Linked DNA regions of Mus musculus: all the other regions are linked to region 1. Evidence: chromatin loops called from intact Hi-C (ENCODE). Cell type or tissue: left cerebral cortex. All regions are shown on one strand. Links, peaks and the distances in the headings refer to the core of each region. The heading gives the core; the rest is flanking DNA.

Evidence for each region. Hi-C counts contacts between places; a loop is a spot of excess contacts. Peaks named below come from ENCODE experiments on the same cell type or tissue, not always from the same donor. Only the 100,000 strongest peaks of a DNase experiment are listed, where the experiment ranks them.
Region 2: a loop joins it to region 1, with 2.3 times the contacts of the local background. A loop is called at or near these places in 8 of 42 quality-filtered maps.
Region 3: a loop joins it to region 1, with 3 times the contacts of the local background. A loop is called at or near these places in 22 of 42 quality-filtered maps.

Annotation. Positions count from the first base shown.
Region 1 is chr5:117,605,395-117,610,010 of GRCm38, reverse strand. All of the region lies in intron 4 of Ksr2 (kinase suppressor of ras 2), which reads right to left. Among named protein-coding and RNA genes, the nearest start is that of Gm42013, 120 kb to the right of the region's middle. In left cerebral cortex, for the core only: no CTCF peak of the experiment used is centred there; a DNase peak (open chromatin) is centred at 2,101.
Region 2 is chr5:117,515,853-117,518,352 of GRCm38, reverse strand. The region is part of intron 3 of Ksr2 (kinase suppressor of ras 2); the gene reads right to left. Among named protein-coding and RNA genes, the nearest start is that of Gm42013, 33 kb to the right of the region's middle. In left cerebral cortex, for the core only: a CTCF peak has its summit at 1,545 (motif pointing left); DNase peaks (open chromatin) are centred at 1,524 and 2,271.
Region 3 is chr5:117,940,561-117,943,060 of GRCm38, reverse strand. All of the region lies in intron 21 of Nos1 (nitric oxide synthase 1, neuronal), which reads right to left. Among named protein-coding and RNA genes, the nearest start is that of Gm26995, 2.2 kb to the right of the region's middle. In left cerebral cortex, for the core only: a CTCF peak has its summit at 1,321 (motif pointing right); a DNase peak (open chromatin) is centred at 1,292.

The DNA.
Region 1 (4,616 bases), core at 1,030-3,529:
CTCCTGCCTCCCTCCTCCTTACTCTTTCCTCTCTCATCCCCCATCCTCCCTTCCCTCTCCTCTCTTCTTTCTCTTGTCAGATTTCTATCTACCCATCGTAGAAAAATTAACTTTGCCTTGCCAGAGACTGAAAGCCTCTTCACTGTGCCTCAGAGTGGAGTGGTCAATTAAATTACCACCATTCCATCAGATGGAGGAGCTGCAGGCTGGAAAGAGTCAGGGTGGAGGGTGCACCAACTTTTATTATGGAGTGGGAGGACAGAGAAGTAAATTCGGTGTGTGTGGTATGGCCCCTTTGTCACTGTGCCTTTAAAAGATGTGTATTCATCCCCAGGTAACCCAGCAAACAGGTCTGGGGCTGCAAGATCCAGAAGCACGGTGGTAACCCGGGAGAGGTCAGGTGTGGCATTCTGTAGAGCCCTGAATGTCAGGCAGAAGGGAGGCTTGGGAAGGTCTGGGGTCAGGAGGGAGGCAGGGGTGCTGTCAGGAGGGCACAGTCAGGGCAGGGAACTCAGAATGAGGGTGGGGGCAGTGGACCAGACCGCTGCAGATCTGCTCTGCCATTTTTTTGATGACAGGTTAAATTCTATGCCAATGGCCACAGGAAGCTGGAGGGGGGGATGCCATGAGACTGTGTTTTTAAAGGGTCTCCCTGCTTGAAGTATAAAGTGGAGTCTGATGGGGCAAGTATGGAATGGGGTAGAAGAGATGGCTCAGTGGGGAAAGGTGCTTCCTATGCAAGCTCACAGATGGCCTAAATTTGATCCCTGGAACCCATGGTGGAAGGAGAAAACTAGCTCTCAAACGTTTCTCTGACCTCTACACATACACTGTGGCATGTGCATGAACACACACACACACACACACACACACACACACACACATACATATACACACACATGCACTCAAGCACCCATAACTCTTTCAATCTTTATTTTTGTTTTTAATTAAAGAGGAATTGGAGTAGATGGGTGTGGCCCAGCTGTAGGGCATTTGCCTAGAATCCCTCAGTAAGGGGTTGGGATTGTAGCTCAGTGGCAGAGCACTTGCCAAACATGTGCAACACCTGAGTTCCATCTTCTTTGCCAGGAAACAAAAAAGTGTTTGTACTGGCTGGTTTTGTGTGTCAACTTGACACAGGCTGGAGTTATCACAGAGAAAGGAGCTTCAGTTGGGAAAGTGCCTCCATGAGATCCAGCTGTGGGGCATTTTCTCTATTAGTGATCAAGGAAGGAGGGCCTCTTGTGGGTGGTGCCATCCCTGGGCTGGTCGTCTTGGGTTCTATAAGAAAGCAAGCTGAGCAAGCCAGGGGAAGCAAACCAGTAAGTAACATCCCTGCATGGCCTCTGCATCAGCTCCTGCTTCCTGACCTGCTTGAGTTCCAGTCCTGACTTCCTTTGGTGATGAACAGCAATGTGGAAATGTAAGCTAAATAAGCCCTTTCCTCCCCAAGTGTTTCTTGGTCCTGATATTTTGTGCAGGAATAGAACCCTGACTAAGACAGTGTTATTAGGGAAAAGATTGTCAGGGCAAGACATTAATGGCTTAAGCTAGGGTGAGGTTGTGGGAGTGGAGGTAGTCCATGGAGACCCATCTCTTTAGACCAAGCTGGCTGATTTAATAGGGAGGGATACATGGAGACCCCAGCTGCTTCCTCAACTGGTGTGTCCTATAGAAAAGTAAGGGCACACACACAAGAGCACACTGTCCCTCTGCTGATAGCATGGGTCCGTCCCAATCAACCCACTGCCCAGTGAAACTATCACAGGCTGAAAAAAGCACTGGATACACCCACCCAGTGGTCTTTCGAAACTCAGCTCCCCAGCCCAGCACAGAAAAGCAGCCGTTCCCCTTCAAGAATGTGTGACAGACAGGAACCACGGCTCACTGACACTGCCCGGCATAGGGAGATCTCACTGAATCCTGCCAGCCCACAGAGACATGAGAAGCCAGCGCACAAGCTCAGCTCCAGCTGAAGGCAAATTGCTTTCACGCCATTGTAAACTAGGAAATCATGAGCAGACCCCACACTGAGGCAGGGACATCTGTATCTACATTTTCTAGAAGGGTCCACACGAGGAAGCAGTTGGCAGGCTGTGAGGGTGTTCGGATTTCAGAGACAGACACCTCGTTACTTTTAGACTCGTCTCCACTGTTTCAATTTAGTAACCGGAGTACTGTTTTTAAATAATAAGGCATATTGTACGTGGCGTATGCAACGCTTTCTCTCTATTTTATTCTAAGAAAGAAAGCAATGCCCTTGATGGCAGACGCAGTCCACCACGACTTCATATTCTTTCTTCAAGACGTTCCAAGTTCAAGATCAAATTTGGAATGTAGCTCTGTTTCCCAATTAGATACTCCAAGTTCACCAGTAATCTGTGTTGAAGATATGGTTGACACACTATGAAACATAGTTCTCTATAAATTCCTAGAGAATCCCAGGGTATGTGGCTCAGTTGGTAAAGCAATTTGTCTAGCATATACCAAGCTATGGGTTTGGTCCCCAGCACCACACAAACCAGATGTGGTGATGCACGTTTGTGATCCCCAGACTCTGGAGGTGGAGGCAGGATATCAAGAGTTCAAGGTCATCTTTGGCAACATAGTGAGTTGAAGGCCAGCCTAGGCTATGTGAGAGCCAGTCTCAAAAAAATGTTCCTAGAAATGAAAATGTATATGCAAATGACATATATAATGTATATATTGTGAAGATACACGCTTGAAACTTATGTGATAGGCCAAAGCCCAGGTTTGAGAGAGGGGTAAATTAAATTGCTGTTTCTTCCCTGTTAGTTGGGGCTTTTGATTGAAGGGAATTGCAGAAGAAAGATGGAAGAGGGTGGGGCTGAGTGGAAGTTCCCAGATAGCTTCTGCAAGGACTGGAAACTGTCTCCCTAGAAGCTTTAGGAATAACTGGGTCATACTCAACTGCATTTGTGGCAGGCCACCAGCAAGAAGCCTCATATCCCTGGGTTATCGAGGACACACCCTGGTCCCACACTGGGGTTCACTGGGTCCTCACCCAAGGGGCCACTCAAAGCCACACCCGAATTTCACTTCCTGGGTATGGGTTGCTAGGCAGTGCCTCTCCCTGATACCAAGAGTCCATCCAGGGTCTTCCTCTCTTCCTCCTGGAACAGCTAAGCCCCATCACTAGTAGCTGTGGCTTTCTACAGCTTGGACCCTGGTTTGGATGCACACAGCTGCCTTTCTAATCAGCTCATGGACATGGAGGTCTCCATCCTGCTGGAAGGTCATGTCTGAGCAGTTCTTTATGAACCTCCGAGCTAATGCCTAGATATGAGAAGAGACTGGAGAGGGTGTGTTTTCTGTGTGTCATGTTCATGGAGGCTGTGCATGTGTGTGTGTGTGTGTGTGTGTGTGTGTGCATGCACATGTGCACATACTTAGATGCTACAGGGAGGTGAAAGCCAGTATCCACCCTGAGGGTAGAGCTTTGACAGGAGGTGTTGGCTCTGAGTGGCAGTGTGTGGAGCTGAACCTGCAGGAAGTTCAGAACAAGGGAGTGGGAACTGCCACACCAAGGAATGCCAGAGGCTGAGCAGTGAGCTACAGACACAATTCACTTGCAGAAGGAATGATAATGCCCATTATTTGCCCTCCCAACAGTTCATGCACTCAGAAAGCAACTCAGTAAGAGCTGGGTGTGTTGACCTGGATGTTGGTTCTACCTCAGTCTGTCAGCCTTACAGCGGTGTAAGAGATGACCACACACACACACACACACACACACACACACTTGCTCCTATTTCTCAAAAGCACCCATCCCAAAAGGAAATTAGTCAGCTGTCAAATACAAAAAACATTCCAGCTTACAGTCTTCTCTGGGCGTCTAGCTAGAGGCTGATCTCGGATACAAACAGTGCTGCCTGGACCTTACCCTATAGAAAGATCCACAAGTCCGTACCCTAACGTGGATGCCCTACACAGCACCCACCCACACCTCCATCCCCATCTCTCTGAGTACGTGCAGACCTGGGTTAGGGCCTGGGCCTTGCAGGCACTGGGGCCTGGCATCCAGGCTTCCTGCTCTTCCTGCAGCCCCATGATTAGTGACTAATCTTATTTTTTGTTGTTCCCTACCCTATAAATCAGTTACAGAGCAAATATTTACACAGCCTGTCATTTCCGATTGAGCTGAGACTCATGACAACCTTCGTTATTAGAAAGGATGGCTGATTTGGGGCAGATTTCGCTAGGCATCTGGCTAGATGCTTTCTGCTATGTTCCCCCTTTCCTCCCTCTGTCTGAAGAAAAAAAAAAAAGACCATTTCTAAGATAGATTGGTTCAGAGGTCTCTGCTCACCGTCTCCCTGGGGCTGGTGAGACAAGGCCAGGCTTCCGTCAGCCCAACAAATGATGCTCTCCCTAGAGAAAGGACCAGGCTTCTTCACACTCCTCCTTGGCTTCACTTGGGGGTCAGAGAATGGAGCAGAGCATCAACTTACTAATACCAGAAACTGGAAGGAAGATGATGGGGGCGGGAGGGAGGACTGGGAAAAGCAAATAGCATGGCTTCCAGCCCCTGCTTTTGTGCAGAGAATTATGTATATGAAAACATCAAATCCTCTTCATTTTCAAGATGGGGACTC
Region 2 (2,500 bases), core at 1-2,500, 91 kb after region 1:
CAGAACAATTTGTATTAAGGAAGGACCCTCTTACGAGTTGACAGTCCCCAGCCTGCGAGTCCTCTAGGCTGGAAACACATTCCCTCTGGGGACATAAATCCAGTCTCTGTGACAGACCATGGGCGACTTCACAGCTATGTTACAGAAAGGTCGGCTATGGCTCCAGCACTTTTCTTCTGCTCTAATTCGCTAGCGGGGCTCAAGGGTTTCTCCCTCCATCCACAGGAAAATGGCTTCTGTAAGCTCAAGGGTTTCTGCTCTCTACTGAGTTCACAGGATGGCTCAGCCCTGGATGAAACAGTCTTCTGGAAACCCACTATAGGCAGGTGGTGCAGTCACAGCTCGGGGGTGACTGAGGCACAGGGGAGGAATTCCTTTCTTCAGGTCTGTGATTTACAGCTCAAAGGCCCAAGAGCCTACAGGGGACTATACTCACTGCCAAGACAGTGCCCCCTCTGTGTGCCCTAGAAGTGGTTGGGCCAGCAGGAAAGGCTAGGACTAGACATCCCAGGCAGTGGTCCCTTTTTTTTAAATAGGACATCGGAAAGAGCTGGAAAGAGCCGAAAAGACCCAGAAAGACCCGAGGGTGGGATCCAGCTGTAGACACACCCTCCCAGAGCCAGTCAGTAAAACTACAAGGAATCGAAGAAACAAACCTCCCACACACACACCCTCCAGACACCCAACAGAGCCACAGGCTGGCCAGGGCAGGTGAAAGAAGGTGCCAGGCCCCTGCCTCTGTCAAACTGGGCCTGTGGCGCCTGCGCATACATCTGTGCCCATGCATATGTCTGTGCCCTTTTTGCTTATTTTGGTTTTTGTTTTCGTCTGTTTGCTGGACCCCATGTTAAAGGCTAAGATGCAGGTCAGCACTTAAACTCAAGGTTTTTCCCTTCTCTCCCTAATATCTCTACTGACTGGCTTTGGGAAGGCATCTCCACAGCCGGAGCTAGCCCCAGATCCCACCCTCGGGTCTTTTCAGCTCTATCTGGCTCTTTCCAATGTCCTATTAAAAAAAAAAACAAAAAAAAAAAAAAAAAAAAAACAAGGAGCTCTGGCCTGATTCAACTCCACCATTATCTGCTGGTACCTGGAAGAGAGTACTTCCTTTTCAGAGCTTAATTGGCAGGGTAACCGTCACCTGGGCCTGGGTGACAGGATGCTAGGAGGGGGTGAGTGACAGCAAGGTCCCTTCTGATCAGACCAGAACGGACAGAAGCTGTGAACCTGCTCAGACGTCCGCATACCAGGACCAGCCGGTAAGAGACCAAATTGCAGAACGCACTCCTGGGTGTCAGTACACCAGGAAGCTCAGTCTGTGAATTACATCCACAATCGTTTCCTGCTGTGTCTGGATCCAACCTTCCCCAAACCCCAGGCCTCAGTTCCCCTCCCCCCGCCCCCCACCAACCCCCGGCCTCGATTTCCAAAGATTTAACTCTGGTTCCAGTTTGCACAAGCTGATGATGCATCTCTTCCAGGGAATCTGCAGTCGGGCCAAAGGAAGATTGTTAGACAGCGCCTCCTGGTGGCCATATATGGTACTGCATCATCACAAGCGCACCTTGGTCGTTTGACCCTGCTAGAATCAAATATACAAAGCAAACATACAAGCCTGCCCCTCAGTTCTGTGGCTCACCGCACTGATGTAGGCACACCAACACCTGACAGTCTATCAGCTACTTCACAGGGCCACCTGGAATCCAGTTACAAAGCAAAGCAAGTCCCATCCCTATCCCCACCCCCACCCCATCTCTTCTCCACAAAGTAACTGACAGAGCAGAAGAAAACAAATGCTCAAAAAAAGGAAAAAGTTTCGGGTGATGCCGCTACACTGAGCGCTGATCCCAAGGGCAGGGCTGGTGTGGGCCAACCCAGCCCAACAGCTTCTCTCTGGGGGTGGGAGGAAAGGGTAGTTTCAGGCTTCCTGTGGGGATGTGAGGTGGCCCCGTAGTTCAAAATCCCTTTGGGCGCAACCTACATTTGCCCAAGGGGAACAAGGAGCTGCCCAGTGGGAATGGCATTCAGCAAGTTCTGTCCATATGACATCCACATCCCGGGCACCTCGACTCGCTAGAGAAATCTGTTTTGATGGTCACAGACCACTACTTCGTGGGAGCACCTACTTGGGGTGTGTGCTGGCTGGTTTTATGCCAACTTTAATACAAGCTAGATTCGTCTAAGAAGGAACTTCAATTGAGGAAACTCCTCCATAAGATTGGCTGGAGGCGAGCCAGTAGGGCATTTTCTTAATCAATGATCAGCGGTGAAGGGCCCCGCCCACTGTGGGTGGGGCAAGCCCATTGTGGGTGGAGCCATCCAAGGGCTGGTGGTTCCGGGTTCCATAAGAAAGCCGGCTGAGCAAGCCATGGGGAGCAAGCCAGTAAGCAGCACCCTTCCATGGCCTCTGTATTAGCTCTTGCCCCTAGGTTCCTGCCCTACTTGAGTTCCTGCTCTGACTTCCTACACTGATGATCACTGATGTGGAAGTGTAAGCTGA
Region 3 (2,500 bases), core at 1-2,500, 330 kb before region 1:
GGAGGGCTAGGAGGAGATGGAGAACTGACCTGAGGATATTTGGTACCTACTGTGGGGCACTGCGCTTCTGGCTTTGAAACAGATGGGTTTTTAGCAGTTGTGGTTCAAGTGCAAGCTCTCCCCCCATACGTTCTTGTGTTTGAACACTTTGTTCTCGGTGGGCAGTGCTGTTTTGGGGGGTTGTGGCATCTTTAGAGGGTGAAGCCTCGCTGGAGGAAGTGAGTTATTGGGGGTGGGCCATCAAATATTACAGTCCAGTCGGTCTTTCTGTTCACTGCTTCCTGACTGCAGATGCAATGGGACCAGCTGCCCCTGCCCCCCTCCCCCTGCCTCCCCATGTGACTGTGGTCATACCTTCCCTGTCGTGACCACGGCACCCTGTGAACTGTAAGCCCAAGAAATCCTTTCTTGCCTTAAGTTGCCTCTTAGTGGGTCTTTGGTCAACAGAGATGGTCATGGAGATTCTGAAATACCCAAGGCTGGTTAATCTGCTCAAGAGAAATCTAGCATGCGGGTTCTGGAGGTTTGAGACTGGGGGGCCGGCAGATCTGGTGTCATGGGAGGATCTGCTGGACAGGTACCAGCTCTACTTGTTCTAACATGGCAAAAGGTGGAAGCAGTTTTCCTGGCTAATTTCTATAAAAATGTTGTTCTGATCTATGAGGGCGCAGCCCCTGACTCGGTTGCCTTGCAGAAGCCCCACTCCTTCCTTCCCCCTTTCCCCTCTTTCTCTTTCTCTCTCTTCCTTTCCTTCTTTGCTTCCTTCCTCTCTCTGTCCCCTCTTACAGTGCCAGTCCTAGTAATCAAATCCAGCCCTCTGCACACTCTACCTTCTAACCATCAAGCTGCACTCCCAGCCCAGTCCCTACCCTTTAATGCCACCCCCTTGTTAAGTGACACGTCAAATCTAACTGAGGGAGTTTAATTTTGATATGAGAACTCTAGGGGCCATAGACACTCAGTCTGCAGCAGCAGCTGTCTATCATTATCCCATCTCTCAGATTAGGCCATTGAGGCCTGGAGGCCCAGTCAGCTAGGACAAGGCTTTGCATCTGAGCTGGGGAGGGTAAACTTTAGCCAGTACAACAATCCCTGATGGCCATATGCGTTGTGTGACCTGTGAGGAAAAGATAGTTTTTATAATTTTAAAAGGTTTGTTTTAAATTATGTGTCTCTGTGTGTGTCTGTGTGTGTGTGTGTGTGTCTTGCCTCTGTGTGTCTTGTATCTGTGTCTGCATGTGTGTCCGTGTCTGCGTCTTGTGTCATGTGTATCTATGTGTGTGATGTCTTGCAGAGGCCAGAAGAGGGCGCAAGAGTCCTGGAGCTAGAATTACAGATGGTTGGGACTCCCCTGATGGGGATGCTGAGAAGTGTATTCCAGACTTTGCAGGGACAGCAAGCTCTCTTAACCACTGAGTCACCTCTCCAGGCCCTAAGAATGGTGTTTTTATTGGTCTCTATTTCCAGGACTGAGCTGCACTGGCCCCCATTTGCTGGAGGCTGTGTTACTGACTTCTCTTGCTTGCTGAGTCTCTGACCAGAAGTGACATAAAGGAAAGTGGGTTGCTTTCAGTTTATACTTCAAGGAGATACAGGCAATCATGGTGGACAGGCAGCTGCAGGAATGTGAGACAGCCATCCCAGCGCACACATGAACACCAGGAATGAACAGGGATGTGCGGCTGGGTTATGAGACCTCAAGGCCCAGCCCTAATACCTCCTTCTTCCAGGGGGGCCATGCCTATTAAAAGTGCCATGAGGGGCTGGAGAGATGCCTCAGTGGTTAAGAGCACTGATTGCTCTTCAAGAGGTCCTGAGTTCAATTCCCATCAACCACATGGTATCTCACAACCATCTGTAATAAGATCTGATGCCCTCTTCTAGTGTGTCTGAAGACAGCTACAGTGTATTAAAATAAATAAATAAATCTTAAAAAAAAAGTGCCATGACCTCAAATAGGGGACCAAGTGTTCAAACTGCAGGAGTCTGGGGGTGGGGAGACAGTGCATATTCAAAGATTTATTTTTATTAGTTTAAATTCTATACAGGTGTGCATGTTTCTCCAGGCAAGTATGTGCACTTGACTGTAGGAGCCAGCAGAGGCCAGAATCCCCAATCTCCCCAGAGCTGGAGTTAACAGAGGGTTGTGAGCCGTCTGATGTGGGTGCTGGGTACCAAACTCAGGTCCTCTGGAAGAGCAGCAAGTTCTCTTAACTATGGAACCAACTCTCCAGCCCTCTATTTCTCATTCAGAGCACAACAGAGGTTTCATGACCAAGAGTCTCTAGTGTAGGACTCTGAACGGACATGCACCTAAAACTGACTTTCTCCGGGCAGTGACTGCCACTTGAAATGGCGTTTGGCAGGCAGCCGTGCTGTTGCTGGGTATAGATTCCTGCAGAATGTGCAAACTTGAGATACACGTCAAGGTGATCCCTTCTAGGGGACCATGACTTTGGCTCTAGGAATCCCCCAAGGACCTTGGCAAATTTTTCAGAAA